3 separate regions of the Homo sapiens genome follow, and regions 1 and 3 are each linked to region 2. Evidence: chromatin loops called from intact Hi-C (ENCODE). Cell type or tissue: heart right ventricle. All regions are shown on one strand. Each heading gives the region's core, and the rest is flanking DNA. Links, peaks and the distances in the headings are about the cores only.

Region 1 (5,379 bases), core at 36-5,035, 290 kb before region 2:
AGCATTCAGTGTGAAGCCTTTCTTCTACCCTGACACCTTAGTTCCCCTCCCCAGAGGTAGCTGGTTATTCATGTGCACGTGTCCTGCTTTTTGTCACTTCAGCGTATAAGCAACATGTAAAATGTGTAAGCATTCTATTATTGACTTGTTAGAAATCCTTATTTATGATTACATAATTATCACTGTGTGATGATTAACCATTTTTCTATTACTGAACATTTGTTTTAGTCTTTAGGCTTGTAGGCTTTTATATTCAGGGAATATTTTTGTGCATGAAATCTGCATTTTGAGATTTTTTTTTTTTTGAGACATTCCTATGTGGGGAACTATTGGGTCAAAAGATATATAATGTAAGTTTCTTGATATAATCTAAGCAGATTTGTTAAACTGTTTTCCTAAACTTTTAGGCTTATACTAATTGAATATATTTCTATATGTATATATTTAAGTGTATTTACCTTTTAACATGTGTTGTCTGCTTTGGGTGGAACAGGGAAACACCAGACCCAAGTTTCCAGGAAGAGTTCTCTGGTCTCCTGCTCTTGAAAATGTTACGATCAGCTATAGAAGCATCCAAGGATAAAGACAAGGTAGACTCACAACAAAACCCAGTATCTCCCAAACAGATAGTTAATGTATTGTAGCTGCAGTGTGGTAGTTCAGTGTGGCTTGATGTTCCTCAGACTGTCCCACCAAATGTACTCCTGTTCAAAAGAGACTGAGGGTGTGCTCAGGGTATAAATGGCCCATTCCACACGTGTATGGTTTCTTTACTGTCTCCTGCCTCCTGAAAAATATCAGTGCCCATTGTAATACTACATGACATATTCAGATTCCTTTTAAAATTAACTTTTTTTTATTTTCCAAAAAAAAAAAATTGACAAGTCAGAAAGATGAGTAGCTCTTGGCTTTGAATATTACCTGTTAAACTAATAAGTTTAAAAAGCACATGTCTGGGCTTTAGGTCAGACATACATGGATTCAAGCCCTGGCTCGCCCTTTAGTAACTGGGTAAGTTTGGTATATTACATAACTTCTCTGAAGGTCAGCTCCTCACATGTAACATGGAAGTTATATACCTCACTGGATATGAAGATGCCTTATGTTAAAGCACCTAGCACAGTACCTGACCCATACCATGTGCTCACTTTAATACTACTTCTGAAAATCTGGTAATCACCCAGGAAGCCCTACCTCAGAGTAATTCAATCAGAAATTCTGAGGTTAGGGCCTCCGAATCGGTTTTAAAACAAAAGGAGAAACCTCCCCAAATGATTCTGATGGGCTGCAGAGGTTGAGACTCTAGTCTAGTAGAAAAGTATTGGACTGGAATTATGGAACCTAGCTTCTCCTCATTGTCTTGCTATCAATCAGCCTTGTCCTGTTGTTCCCGGTCCTTATACTCCATCTCAGTAAAACAAGGAAGATGGACCTCTCTGAGGTCCTGTCTAGCACTAAATAAAATAAATAAATAAATAATCAGAGAGAGGAGTTCTGTAGAACCTCACATTTCTGATGGCTCAGGATGTTAACCAGAGCAGACCTTGTGAGTTCCAAGGACTTGCTTTAAGAAGTTGAAGACCTCCTGGGTTTTTTTAAAGCTGAAATTAGACTTTTGGAAACATCTCTTTGGCCAAACAGATTTCTAAAGCATTTACATTTTTTCTAGGTAAAAAGCAATGCAGTCCGGGCCCTTGGAAATTTGCTTCATTTTCTGCAACCCTCTCATATAGAAAAACCCACATTTGCAGAAATCATTGAGGAGTCTATCCAGGCCCTAATTTCTACTGTTCTAACAGAAGCTGCCATGAAAGTCCGATGGAATGCTTGTTATGCAATGGGAAATGTATTTAAAAATCCTGCCCTTCCTTTAGGTAAGAAAGTTTCCCTTCACTCCCTGGTGGAAAGCCTCTTGGGACACACACCAATCTACGTTGTTGTTAAAGATGTTTGTCACATGTTATTTGTCATAGTATTAGGAAAAAATGGAGACATACTGAAGACAAGTTTAGGGGGACATTGAAATACATCATTACCTATACAATGGGATATATAATGGGATATTTTGTTGCCATTTAAAATTACTTACAAGAATTTGATAATCTGGAAAAATACTTCTGATGTTAAACAAATGAAAGCAGGTATTAAATAATTTCTACAGAATGATCTCAATAGATGGGTAGAAAAAAGACTGAAAGGAAATTGGACTAATTATTAACAGTGATTGCCTCTGGATGGGTAGGATTTTTTCTGTTTTCATTTTCTCAGTTGTCTACAATAAGCATATATTACTTTAATGGTCAAGAAAACAGGAAGGAAAAAAACTGGAATGAGAGGGAATATAAACTGGAAATCCCCTATGAGCTGTGTACAGAAGTGGATGCCATTAATAAATGTAAGGAGGGCATCTGTCTCTAAGTAGTGGCATGCCATGCACCTTGATATGTCATTCAGGACCAGTAGCTGCTTAGGTGTATGGATCGGAGCCTCCAAACCTCGCTCACTTTGAATGCCAGCGTTCGCTTTATTGCATCTCTCTCTCTCAGATCTGAGACCTAAGGATGTGTTCCTGGAGAGGAGAGCACACATCAAGTGAGGGGAGTCTGGCTCTGCTCCCCTTTATTGCCCAGAGCGTCCAGGCAGACCAGTCAGCTGGGAGTATGTAAGGTAGCTTCCCGGCTTCTTCCATTGAGGAAGTCACCTAAGGGTGACCTTTTGGGTTGGAGCCCATTGAGGTGGTTATCCGCCTTCTGGAGAGCCAAGAAGTCCTTGAAACCAGGGCACCTCAGTGGTGGTTGGCTCCTACCAGCCTTCCTGTATGGCCCTTGCCCTCAGCCTACTAGAGAGAGAAGTTTACCTGCATGACTTGGAGGGAAAGGGAAGCTCCAAAGAGGCAGGAAGTTTGAGAACTAGAAAGCATCCAGTAGCAGAGCTATCAAGAGCCACATAAGAAAAGGGAGCTAGAAACTGATAAAGGACTCTGACGGGTCGGATTGTGAGTGTCTCATAGCTCTAGCAGTGGCCCATTGTCAATGGCACTGGCATCCACCAAATGGAAAGGGCCTGCTTGCCGGTCTTCAGAGGCAACAGAGAAGCCAGGAAGGGCTGGGAGAGTTAAGAGAAGCTGCATTCTACTCTGTCACCCATCTTGAGTAAGGACACCCCAAAGTGGAGTGGGTAGCAGTAGCTCTGGTAAGGAGGAAAGCAGGCTGATTTCCTAGGGCCTACAGGTGTGGAGAAAAGATAGAAATCTGGGCATCTTATTCTTGAAATTGTAAGTTTTCTTTTTCTTTGCAATAAAATGCATGACTGGCTATGGCCAGAGCAGTGTCTGGATGCTGTTGCAGGTGAGCATGCAGTGTGTGGCTTGCACACAGCTCAGAAGTGCCCAGCTGAGAGGATAGGTGGGGTTGCAGTTCAGTCCACGCTCTGCCCACAAAGCCATACCCCAACGGGACAGAATCCTCCCAGAGAAGAAGCCTTTTTCTGAGTCACCAAAGGCTTTATATTGGGTAGCAGAGGCTCTAAGCGTGTGGCAGGCTGAGGTAGGGAAAGAGGGAGGTTTGGGGATTGGCACCTGGCCACTTACCTAGGATCCTACAGTCAGTCACCACCCTTGTCTTACAGGATGATTGTGAGAATGAAGTGAACACATAAAATGAGTGTCTTGAGCACTAGTGTTTAAGCTTCCTTCCACCCCTCTCCCTCTCACCCCACCTAGTTCTAAGCCTGCATTTGTTTTAGTGACTGTGGATTCTTTCTAGGGACAGCCCCATGGACCTCCCAGGCCTACAATGCCCTGACATCGGTCGTGACATCATGCAAGAACTTCAAAGTGCGCATCAGATCTGCAGCTGCCCTTTCCGTCCCGGGGAAGAGAGAGCAGTACGGGTCTGTTGACCAGTATGCTCGGATCTGGAATGCATTGGTCACCGCTTTACAGAAGAGTGAAGACACCATAGACTTTTTGGAATTCAAGTACTGTGTCAGCCTACGGACCCAAATCTGCCAGGCACTGATTCACCTCTTGAGCTTGGCCAGTGCCTCGGACCTCCCTTGTATGAAAGAAACCCTTGAACTGAGTGGGAATATGGTCCAGTCCTATATTCTACAGTTTTTAAAATCAGGAGCAGAGGGAGATGACACTGGAGCACCCCACAGCCCACAGGAAAGAGACCAGATGGTCAGAATGGCCCTTAAACACATGGGCAGCATCCAGGCACCAACTGGAGACACAGCCAGAAGGGCCATCATGGGCTTTTTAGAAGAGATCCTGGCCGTTTGTTTTGACTCATCTGGATCACAAGGGGCACTCCCAGGGTTAACAAATCAGTGAAGATCCCACCATACTTTCTAGATGTCGAAGGCGGCAGTAGGAAGACCTGAGCTTGAGCATAAGATCTGTGGGATTTCATCTTAGGGGCAGAAACAATCCGTTCACTATTTATTTAGAATGACTTAGCAGCCATTTAAATTTTCACAGAGGGCTCAACCACCTTTGGAGTGACTCCATAGCACTGGCCATGGTCAGGGTTGTTGGAACATCTGACCTGTGCATCCAGGAGCCGAGGAGTCAGGTTGTAATACAGGCCAAGCAGACGGGCTTTGAGGGCATTTAGTCTCAGAAAAAAAAAATGTAGAAGGATTTCGGAATTAGAATTTTGTGTATTGTATCTGTAGTTTTGTAATAAACTAACGAAAAATAGTGTGTCCACAATCTCCTGTTGTTACCAAGTTGTATTTCTAGCAAGCTGCAAGCAGAGCTGCAGTTCAGCCAGTTTGTCCTGGCCCAGCTGCACAGGATGCGAGGATGCTGACAGTGCCTCACAGCCGCACAGGACCGAGGATGCTGACGGTGCCTCACAGCCACACAGGACGCGAGGATGCTGACGGTGCCTCACAGCCACACAGGACGCGAGGATGCTGACAGTGCCTCACAGCCACACAGGACGCGAGGATGCTGACGGTGCCTCACAGCCGCACAGGACCGAGGATGCTGACGGTGCCTCACAGCCACACAGGACGCGAGGATGCTGACGGTGCCTCACAGCCGCACAGGACCGAGGATGCTGACGGTGCCTCACAGCCACACAGGACGCGAGGATGCTGACGGTGCCTCACAGCCACACAGGACGCGAGGATGCTGACGGTGCCTCACAGCCGCACAGGACGCGAGGATGCTGACGGTGCCTCACAGCCACACAGGACGCGAGGATGCTGACAGTGCCTCACAGCCGCACAGGACGCGAGGATGCTGACAGTGCCTCACAGCCGCACAGGACGCGAGGATGCTGACAGTGCCTCACAGCCGCACAGGACGCGAGGATGCTGACGGTGCCTCACAGCCGCACAGGACGCGAGGATGCTGACAGTGCCTCA
Region 2 (5,379 bases), core at 61-5,060:
GTGAGATTCCGTCTCTACTAAGAAAAAATATTAGCCCAGTGTGGTGGCATATGCCTGTAGTCCCAGCTACTTGGGAGGCTGAGATGGGAGGACCACTCGAGCCCAGGAGTTCAAGGTTGCAGTGAGCTATGATCATGCCACTGCACTCCAGCCTGAGCGACAGAGCAAGACCCTGTCTCAAAAAAAAAAAAAACCAAAAACCAAAACAAAAAACAAAGAAACAAACTGTCAAAAAGCAGTAACCGGGGCATGCATTAATGTGGATTTCAGTTTTCTAAATCTGTTGGTAAATTACTGTTGGTAACTTCTATCTCTTCCTTTGTTTAACAAAAAGCCTAATAATGCTTGTTACCTAGGTCACAGGGTAGAAATATGAGATTATACTATAAAAGTGCAAATATAAAATTGCTGGCCAAAACAAAAGAAATATGAACTCTATAGTATTAGTTCATGCTCCAAGTTATAAGGTACTGTCTTTGAAGCTATTTTTATTATATTGAATTAATCCATATTAAAAGGCATGTTTGGCCAGGTGTGGTGGCTCACGCCTGTAATCCCAGCAGTTTGGGAGGCTGAGGCGGGCAGATCACTTGAGGTCAGGAGTTCGAGACCAGCCTGGCCAACATTGTGAAACTCCTGTCTCTACTAAAAATACAAAAAATTAGCCGGGTGTGGTGGCGCATGCTTGTAGTCCCAACTATTCGGGAGGGTGAGGCAGGAGAATCGCTTGAACGTGGGAGATGGAGTTTGCCGTGAGCCAAGATCGCGCCATTGCACTCCAGCCTGGGAGACAGAGTGAGTCTCCGTCTAAAAAAAAAAGAAAAAGAAAAAGAAAAAGAAGGCATGTTTCACCTTTGTTCTCTAGACCCAAGCAACTTTTGATCATACAGTTGACTTAAGTATTCAAGAGAAATGAACTACATATTTATGAGAGCTGTTAAAAAAGGGCGGGGGGGGCTAGTATAAATTGTTTAAAATGTATGCTCAACAACAAATTTAAGCTAAACTAAATTTTCTTGGCTTTCATTTAAGCATACATTAATAAACTTAAGGGCAGGAAGTTACCCAGTCTGTGCATACCCCTTTTCCTTGGCAAAAACCCAGCCTGATGTCCTGAAGACCTTGGTTTCTTCTTTTGATGTGGTGATGCTCAGCAGAGTTAATATATGAGTCATTCCTTAGGGAAAGACAGGGAGAAGAGCTTTCATGCCTTCATCAAACAAAAGGCAAATAGATTTTTTTCTAAGAAGGGTCTGTTGGTCTTCCTGAAACAGCACTGAGTCACTGCATGCTTATAGCCATAGTTATAAGCATCTGGTATCAAGTCACACCACAGCCTTAACTTTTGGTAATTTCTTTTTTGTCTTAAAAGGAGGATAGACAAATGAGCAATAAAGCAATAGTCAGAAGTCAAGCTGAATTGATAGGGAAGAAGCTGGCTAACAATTTTTTAAAAAAAGAATGATTCCACTTTATGGTATTAACTACTACAATATTTCACTTACTGAAACTATTTCACTATTTTATTTCAACCCATATGAATGCAGTTTTCCAAATAATATTTACTTTTAGCAATAGCCAAGAGTCAAAAAGTATCAGAAATGTCTATACTAAGGAAAAAACAGCTTTTAAAAAGTGCAGAATACTATACAGTACTTCCTCCTTAGGGTGCCATATACAGAGGAGGTCATAAATATGAAAAAGCAATTAAGATGTCAGATTTTTTAAATGTATAATTTTTTTTGTTTTCTTTTTAGTCATCAATTGACCTGTACTTCAGGGTAAATGTACAATTTTTAACACATATTTTAATAATGAAATAATCCCAAACTTTAAAGCAGAAACAGGCTCTGAATCTTACACAGGGGCACGTATCTCACAATTTTCTTTGTATCTAATTTATAACAAAAAGTACTTTTTTTCTATAAAAATGGTCATATGAAACAAAATGGCTCACAGATATCATTCAAAGGATAACACCTTGATGTTACAGCTTCTAATAAAACCTGATCTATTCTACAATGTAACTGAATAGTTCCCAACTTTTCTACTTCCAAACTGCTTCTAGAAAGTAAAACTAACACTTTAAACATGAGAAAATCCAATGGTTAAAATATATGGCAAACAGAAAAATTGTAAAATATATTCAGCCTTCTACTTATAGCTAAATATTTGGGTATGTTTTTAAATTATAAAATGATTGTCGATCGTTTTTCTTCTCTTTACAGTTCTTTGTCTAGAAGCTGGGCTTAACTGAAAGGGATATGGGGCTTTGTGAAGTCTTTTGCCAGGAAACTGCTCCACCTAGTGTCAAAAATTGTACATACATCACATTATATAGGAGAGTAAATTGTAGCCCATGGACTCCTTTGCTATTAAGAACAGGCTTTATAAATCCTTAATGTTACATACAGTTTACAAATGGTTCTTTAATCATCTTTTTGTCTTGTAACTTGATGAATCATAATGTACATGCATATAAGGAGCATGTCCAGAATACATTTCTCATAATCAAGTACCAAAGTTCCTGTTTTTGTTAACCTGGTTAATTACAGAATTATGAATCATATTTCTATTAGTGGGAAATAATTACAAGGTGGCTAATGAAATAACCCCATCACTTCTCCTAATTGTGTACAACATCTAAACTTTTTTTTTTTTCTTGAGACAGGGTCTCATTCTGTCGCCCAGGCTAGAGTGCAGTGGCGCGATCATAACCTCCCTGGGCTCAAGTGATTTTCCAACCTTGGCCTCAACCTCCACCTGAGTAGCTGGGACTACAGGAGCATGCCACTACACCTGGCTAATTAAAAAATTTTTTTCGTAGAGACGGGGTCCCACTAGGTTGCCCAGGCTGGTATGGTCTTGAACTCCCGGCCTCAAGTGATCCTCCTGCCTTGGCCTCCCAAAGTGCTGGGAATACAGGTGCGAGCCACTGCACCTGGCCTAAGCTTTTTAGAAATAAATTTTATTGTGCATAATTGAGGCTTACAATATGTTGTTATAGTATACATACAGATAACAAAATGGTTATACTATAGTAAAGCAAATTAACATGTTTATCATCTTACATAGTTACTTTTTAAAAATAAGAACAGCTAAAAATCTACTTAACAAAAATCCCTAATCCATTGTAATTTTACAACAGTGGTACCTTAGATCTTTAGACCTGTTCATCCTACACATGACATCTAAACTTAATCCATAAGTTATTTATTCCTCAAAATGGTTGCAATCTTGTAAAATCTGGTATTTAAGAGGAATTGAACATACCAGTGGTTACATGAAACTGGAACCAAATCTTCCTGTCATCAGACAGCTCATTTAGAAGAAATTCTTCTGCTTTTCCCTTCAAAAAAGCTTTTTCTTTTTACTCTTAATTTTTTTTATACAACTCATATATGCACAACTATATTCTTTTCTAAAGCATCATGTGAAACCTGTTATTTCTTGATCAAGAAGAGAGAAATGATAGTACTTATTTGGCAAATGGGTGAACCAAATACACAGATGTCATACAAAAATCCTTAGAAGACAGCTAGCTCTCTCATTAAGGCTCCCAGGCTCACTATGTCTCTTCCGGTGTACTACTGTCATTCAATGAGTTGGAGCAGGGGTTAACAAACTACAAACTGCAGACCAAATCCAGCCTGCTACCTGTTTTTATGAATAAAGTTTTACCAGAAAACGGCCGCATTCACTCATTTATGTACTGTCTATAATTGCTTTCTCGTTACAGTGACAGATCTGAGTAGTTGCACAGAGACTGGATAGCCCACGATGTGTAAATAGCTACGGATCTGATCCTTTACAGAAAAAGTGAGGCCGGATACAGTGGCTCATGCCTGTAATCCCGGCACTTTAGGAGGCTGAGGCGAGAGGATCTCTTGAACCGAGGAGTTTGAGACCAGCCTGGGCAACATGGAGAGACCCCGTTTCTACCCCTAAAAAAAACCCAGCTGGTGTAGTGGTGCACACCTGTAGTCCCAGCTACCTGGGAGGCTGAGGTGGGAAGATCTCTTGAGCCCAGGAGGCTGAGGCTACAGCGGGCCATATTCATGCCACTGTACTCCAGCCTGGCAACAGAGAGAAACCCTGTCTCAAAAAAGAAACGAAGATAAAAGAAAATGAAAAAGAGAAGGTATGCTCTGTAGCCCTAGGTTAGACTTTTTTTTTTTTTTTTTTTTTTTTGAGACGGAGTTTTGCTCTTGTTGCCCAGGCTGGAGTGCAATGGCGCAATCTCGGCTCACTGCAACCTCTGCCTCCCCCGTTCAAACAATTATCTCACCTCAGCCTCCCAAGTAGCTGGGATTACAGGCGCCCCCCCCACCACGCCCAGCTAATTTTTGTATTTTTAGCAGAGACAGGGTTTCACCATGTTGGCCAGGCTGGTCTCAAACTCCTGACCTCAGGTGATCCACCCACCGCAGCCTCCCAAAGTGCTGGGATCACAGGCATGAGCCACCGAGCCCGGTCTAGACCATTATTAAGATAGAAATTTTGACTCACAAAAACTGGCTGCATAGAGATGAACCAAAGAGGTCAACAGCAGCTATGTTCTCTTTATGCAAACATTGACTTACTATTCTTACTCTGGATATAATTTCCGCTACATGAGAGAATAAATAAGCATTCCTGATCGCTCATGTACTGGATCTTCTAAAAGGTAACCTGAATGCTTGCTAAGACTAAAATAAATCTGTCAATGGATTTTGGGGAATTAATATGCAATAAAAGAGTGCTTAAAAGGTGCTACCTGGCCGATCACGAGGTCAGGAGATCAAGACCATCCTGGCTAACACGGTGAAACCCTGTCTCTACTGAAAATACAAAAAATTAGCCAGGCATGGTGGTGGGCGCCTGTAGTCCCAGCTACTCGGGAGGCTGAGGCAGGGGAATGGCGTGAACCCAGGAGGCGGGGTTTGCAGTGAGCTAAGATTGCACCACTGTACTCCAGCCTGGGTGACAGAGCTAGACTCTGTCTCCAAAAAAAAAAAAAAAAAAAAAAAGGTGCTATCTTGGAAAAATCTGCCAGCCCCAGAAGCTTCTTTGCACCTAATCTACATACAAACTCAAATAAGGTAAATGAATGAAATTTGTAACTTGCACTACTTGCTAGGCAAAATTTGTTCAAGGTAGATATCAAATGAATGAACAAAAATATGCCTGCATAAGAACTAAAAACAGAGGAAATGCAGTTTACAAATGCTATTAATTTCTAATTTATTTAATATTCTTTATTTCAAAGTACAATATACCTCACTATAAAGATAAACCAGAGACAAGCATATTAGCATATGTTGAATAAAATTATTTTAAAAATCACTCATTGTGGGCTGGGCGTGGTGGCTCATGCCTGTAATCCCAGCACTTTGGGAG
Region 3 (5,379 bases), core at 18-5,017, 280 kb before region 2:
GCAGTCACTTGACCACTTATCTGTAAAGGGATACCAGTATCTCACACAGTTGTTCAGGAGTAGCTCCCATAATGTAAAGCACCTGGCTCGGAGCCTGGCATAGAGAGAGGGGCTCAGTGACAGATGGTGCCTCTTGTTACACTTTTCCTAGGTCTTCTCCCGGGGCTAGCATTTCTCTGCTTCTCATTGGAGTAAGATCCCTAGAGTGGGATATTGGAGAATGTCTGTCTGGTTCTAGTACACACCTTGAGTCCTCAAGCCTAGGCTGAAGGCATCCTCAGCTCCAGGAACATGGACATTATATTAGGGGTGGGGCCAAAGTCTTGGAAAATGAGCACTCATTCAATTACCATTTCCTTCCAACACACCCGAGCACCACAACACCGTAGCCCGCAGCCGTGGCTCACTGGACTCATCGGGGAGGAACGCGGTGGTGGTGCAGCCTCTCTCCAGGCATACTGCGTGAAAAAGCCCCTCCTTGAGAATGATTGCTTTACAGTCTCCACCATGACCAACCAGGATTTGCTGTAGGAATGCAGGAAAGTCCTATTAATAAAATGCAATCACATTAGTGGGTCAAATAAGAAAATACAAATGGTCATCTTTATGGATGCTGGAAGAGTGACGAAATGCAGTATCCTTTTCTGATCAAAATTATTTTTAAAAAAGAATTCAAAAAGATAATTCATTAGCATAATGAAATATACCTATCTTAATAGGGACTTCCCTAAAACTCAGAACCAAGACAAGCAAGAATGATATCACCAATATTACCTAATACTGTACAAGAAATTTTAATGGCCAATGTGATTCAATAAACCAAAAATCAAAATTTTCAAAGTTTTTTTTCAAAAAGAGGTTCCAAATTATCATTATTTGCAGAAAACCAGTCTGAGTGATTGGATTCACAAATCCTTGTGTGCAGAAAACCAAGAAAGTAATAAAACCAAAATTCAGAAAGTAATTAAACCAATATTCAGAAAGTAAAAAAACCAATAAAAGTTCTGTAAGGCAGCTGGTTACAAAGTAAACATGCCAAATCAGTAGCTCTTCTATATATCAGCAATAACCAATTTGATTTTTAATAAAAATTTTAATAATAAAAATACCTGAGAATAAATTTAACCAAGCTTATGCAAGGATTCTGAGGAAAAAAAATAAAAACTTTTACCAGTGGTCATAAAAGAAGATTTTTTTAAATGAGAAGATATATCATTACTAGACTGAAGGACTCAATCTATTAAAAGGCTACTTTCCTCCAAATCTATACATTTCATAAAATTCCCATCAAAATTAGAATTTTTTAAAGGACAAAATGATGTTTTTTTTCGAGACAGAATCTCACTCTGTCACCCAGGCTGGAGTGCAGTCATATTATCTTGGCTCACTGCAACTTCTGCTCATGGGTTCAAGCAATTCTTGTGCCTCAGCCTCCCAAGTAGCTGGGATTACAGGTGTGTGCCACCACACCTGGCTAATTTAAGGACAAAATGATTCTAAAGGTCATCTGGAAAAGTGAATAAAAAAATTCAAGCCAGGAATCAGGCTTACAGCTACCACACTGTGGAGGGAAAGAGAAATTTCTCCCCCAATTAGTGTGCATTTTTCAACCTTTAAAAATCCATGCTTTTGTTTTTTAAATAAAAATTCTTCTCCCATTCTCATTCCAGTCATACTCCGTCCTGTCTTTCCCACTGAATGTTACTATGAATCCTGGACCACAGGCATGGAGCAGCTAGCTCTGAAAACAAGGTGGTAGCAGGAAGATCAGGGAAGGAAAAGAGAACTCTAAACACCACCAAAGTGGCAGTAAGTCTGCCATTTTATTCCCCCTCTGGGGTCTCCTGGCCTGGACTCAAAGATGAACCAAAACCTGGAATTGCATACCAGATGCAGATAGAAAGAGCTCTGAGCCTCTGTTTCTGACCTTAGGAGAGAGGTAAGCACCCCTATAGGTCAGCAAAAGCGGGGAAATCCTGTGTTTGCTGTCTCTTTTCTCCCCACACCAGCCCCTAGGCAATCTCACTGCAGCAGTGGCAGCCAGGCAGGTGCCTAGAACTTCAAGGGAAGGAAACTCATCTCTCTGCCAGAGGAAGAATGGTCCCAACAGCAAGGGAGTCATGCCCATGGCTTTTTTCTCTTTACACAACCTTCCATGCTTGGCCGTGGAGGCAGACAGTCACAGAAACTGTAGGGCAGAGCAGTACAGTTAAAACCCTGACTTTCTAGCCAGAGGACCGGAAAGAGGGACCCCTGAGACTGTAAAGTGTTGAGATTTCAGAGAGGAGGGAACGCAAGAAGGCAATACCCTAAAGTTGTATGTGAACTCCTGGGCTCATGCCCAGGCATTCCATGTGTGGATCTGAACAAAGGCTTTGAGAACTGAACGGTGGGACAAGGCACTGTCCAGTCTCGTACCCGCCACTGGGTGGCGCACACACGGGGCGGATCTGAACAGCGCGGCAAAGGCTCTGAAGCTTAATTGATATTGAACCACAACCCGCAGGAGGCAGGTGGGAACTTGTGACTGAACCTAACCAGGACGATTGCCTGCCAAAGCAAAAACACAGGATTCCAACATGGCCCAGATTCTCATAACACAAAATTAGAATGTTCAGGATACCGTCCATAACTACTTGACCTGTAGAGAACAGAGAGAACCTTAATTTCCTGAAGACACTCCTGGGCTCAAGGGAATCTTCCCACCTCAGCCTCCCGAGTAGCTGGGATTACAGGTGCGTGCCACCACACCCGGCTAATTTTGTATTTTTAGTAGCGACCGGGTTTCTCCATGTTGGTCAGGCTGGTTTCTACATTTCACGTGAAGCACTAAATATATAACCTAAATAGACTATGAAAACCTAGGTGTTTTGTAATCCCTAAAGCAACTACATTTTCAACTTACACAAAAAGATATGGTTAAAAAAATCAGTGAATTAAAATGGAATTCCAAAAAATTCAAATAATCCAAAGGAAGGCAGGAAAAGTCAAAACAGGAATGAAAAACACAGGGAAAAATAGAGAACAAATAGAAAACACAATAAAATATTAAATGTAAATCCAAACATACCAACGATTATATTAAATTTAAAAAGTTGAAATATGCTAATAAAAAGATAGATTGTTGAATGTAAAAAACTAACAAACAAAAAACCCAACACTCAACTATATGTGTCTAAGAAACTCATTTTAAGTAAATAGTATAGATTAAAAATGAAAGGACAAAAAAGAAAGATATATCATACAAATACTAATCAAAAGAAATCTGGAGTAATTACATACCATCAGACAAAACAGACTTCAGAGCAAGGAAATTTACCAAGGATACAGAGGGACATTACATAATGATAACAAGGTCAATTTTCAAAGAAAACATTAACAATCCTAAGCATCTATGTACCTAACAACAGAGCTTCAAAATCCATGAGGCAAAACCTGACAGAACTGAAAAGAGAAATGGCAAATCAGCAATTACAGTTGGACACCCCAACCTGCCTTTCTCAGTAATCCCTAGAACAAATAGATCACATTCTGGATCATAAAACAACAATTTTTTTTCTTTTTTAGACAAGGTCTTGCTCTGCTGCTCAGGCTGGAGTACAGTAGAGCAATCTCAGCTCACTGCAGCCCAACTTCACGGGCTCAAACGATCCTCCCACTTCAGCCTCCCGAGTAGCTGGGACCACACGCTTGTGCCACCACACCTGAGTAATTTTTGTATTTTTGGTAGAGATGGGGTTTCGCCATGTTCCCCAGGCTGGTCTCGAACTCCTGACCTTAAATGATCCATCCGCCTTGGCCTCCCAAAAGTGCTGGGATTACAGGCATGAGCCACCACTCCAAGCCCATAAAACAAACCTTAACAAATTTAAAAGAACAGAAATAATACAAAGCAAGGTCTCTGAGCATAATGGAATTAAACCAGAGATCGATAACTGACAAAAATCTCTAAATAGTTGGAAATTAAATAATATACTTCTAAGTAATCCATGGGTCAAAGGAGGTAGTCTCAAAGGAAATGAGGATATTAGAAAATACTTAAAACTGAACAAAAACAAAAATACAATAAATCAAAATGTGTAGATGCAGCTAAAGAAGAGCTCAGATGGAAATTTATAGCATTTGATGCTTATTTTAGAAAAGAAGGAAGGCTCGAGTCAACAATCTAAACCTCAGCTTTAATAAACTAAAGAAAAAAAAGGGCAAAATAAACCTAAAACAAGCAGAAGGAAGGAAGTTTTGGTAAGTTAAAGAAGCCACTCTCAAAAGGTTACATATTGTATGAACACATGACATTATGGAAAAGGCAAAGCTACAGGGACAAAAAACATCGGTTGGTGGCCAGGGATTGGGGTGAGGCAAGGATGCCACGACAGGGAGCATGAAGCAGATTTGTGGGAGTGATCAAACTGTTCGGAACCTTGATTGGGGTGGGGCAACAAAACTCATAGGGCAGTATACCCCCAAATAGCCTTTTTATTAAAATGATAATCTCTCACTGTTTGGAATCCTGATTGGGGTGGGGTTACAAAACTCATGGAGCGGTATACTCACAAACAGTCTTTTTATTAAAATAATAATCTCTCTCTCACTCTCTCTCTCTCTCTCTCGATCTCTCACACATACACACATGCACGCACACAATGTTTCTCACCATGCAGGCTGTGTCTGTTCACCACTGCCAACAGTATGCCAGGTATAATAAGACTAAATATGTTTTTTTGTTGAATTAAAGCCATTCATTCAAAATGAATCACTGGTACCCAAAAGATGGGGTCTAACTTATGTTTAATTATAATGGGAATAAGTAGCACTTATTGACTGCTTTTTAATTTGCCAAGTACTGCCAAAGATTGAGATGCATTATTCAAATGCATTTATAACTCTTAGATCATTCTGTTCTTTATAATGGCATATTTCGTAGCCATTTCTATTTCTTGAAATTTCAAGTCTTTTGGTTTTTTTGATTCTTTTGGCAAACTTTCTTAAAAGTACAAGAGCCCAAGTTGCACAGGTAAATAATAGCAATGTAGCGGAATGACCACCAGATGGAGACAGAGAACACAAAGTTATTCAGACGCAAGGTTTTTGCCAGAGTTGTTTCCCAGGCTCAGGAGGCACAACACCTGGATATGAGGTTGCTCCCATTAGGACGCTGGTTCTCAAACCTGGCTGCTCATTAAAATCACCTGGGGACATTTACACTACTGATGAACAGCCCCCTTCACCCCACCCCTGAGTTTTGTGGTCTGGAGTACGGTCTTGCCACTGAGAGTTTTAAAAGCTGCACAAGTGATTCTAGTTGCAGACAAGTTTGAGAACCACTACTTTCAAACATGCAACAGTGGAGGGTCTCGAGCTGGTGTGTTTCAGAATCAT

The links. A loop is a pair of places that touch in the nucleus more often than their neighbours do. Peaks named below come from ENCODE experiments on the same cell type or tissue, not always from the same donor. Only the 100,000 strongest peaks of a DNase experiment are listed, where the experiment ranks them.
Region 1: it touches region 2 in a loop (4-fold over the local background); 38 of 110 quality-filtered maps call a loop at or near these places.
Region 3: a loop joins it to region 2, with 6 times the contacts of the local background. A loop is called at or near these places in 37 of 110 quality-filtered maps.

What each region holds. Positions count from the first base shown.
Region 1 is chr17:60,042,520-60,047,898 of GRCh38, reverse strand. HEATR6 (HEAT repeat containing 6) reads left to right here. Exons shown (of 20, transcript NM_022070.5): 18 at 494-590; 19 at 1,670-1,874; 20 at 3,765-5,379. The coding sequence ends at 4,336. MIR4737 (microRNA 4737) reads left to right here and starts at 4,794; the gene lies at 4,794-4,874. In heart right ventricle, for the core only: no CTCF peak of the experiment used is centred there; no DNase peak of the experiment used is centred there.
Region 2 is chr17:59,750,557-59,755,935 of GRCh38, reverse strand. The region is part of intron 5 of VMP1 (vacuole membrane protein 1); the gene reads right to left. Among named protein-coding and RNA genes, the nearest start is that of VMP1, 46 kb to the right of the region's middle. RefSeq lists enhancers at 841-1,683, 527-1,726. In heart right ventricle, for the core only: a CTCF peak has its summit at 2,303 (motif pointing left); no DNase peak of the experiment used is centred there; H3K27ac peaks cover 795 bases.
Region 3 is chr17:60,034,324-60,039,702 of GRCh38, reverse strand. No RefSeq gene overlaps it. Among named protein-coding and RNA genes, the nearest start is that of MIR4737, 6.1 kb to the left of the region's middle. RefSeq lists an enhancer at 2,553-2,682. In heart right ventricle, for the core only: CTCF peaks have their summits at 2,217 and 2,422 (motif pointing right); a DNase peak (open chromatin) is centred at 2,442; H3K27me3 peaks cover 1,498 bases.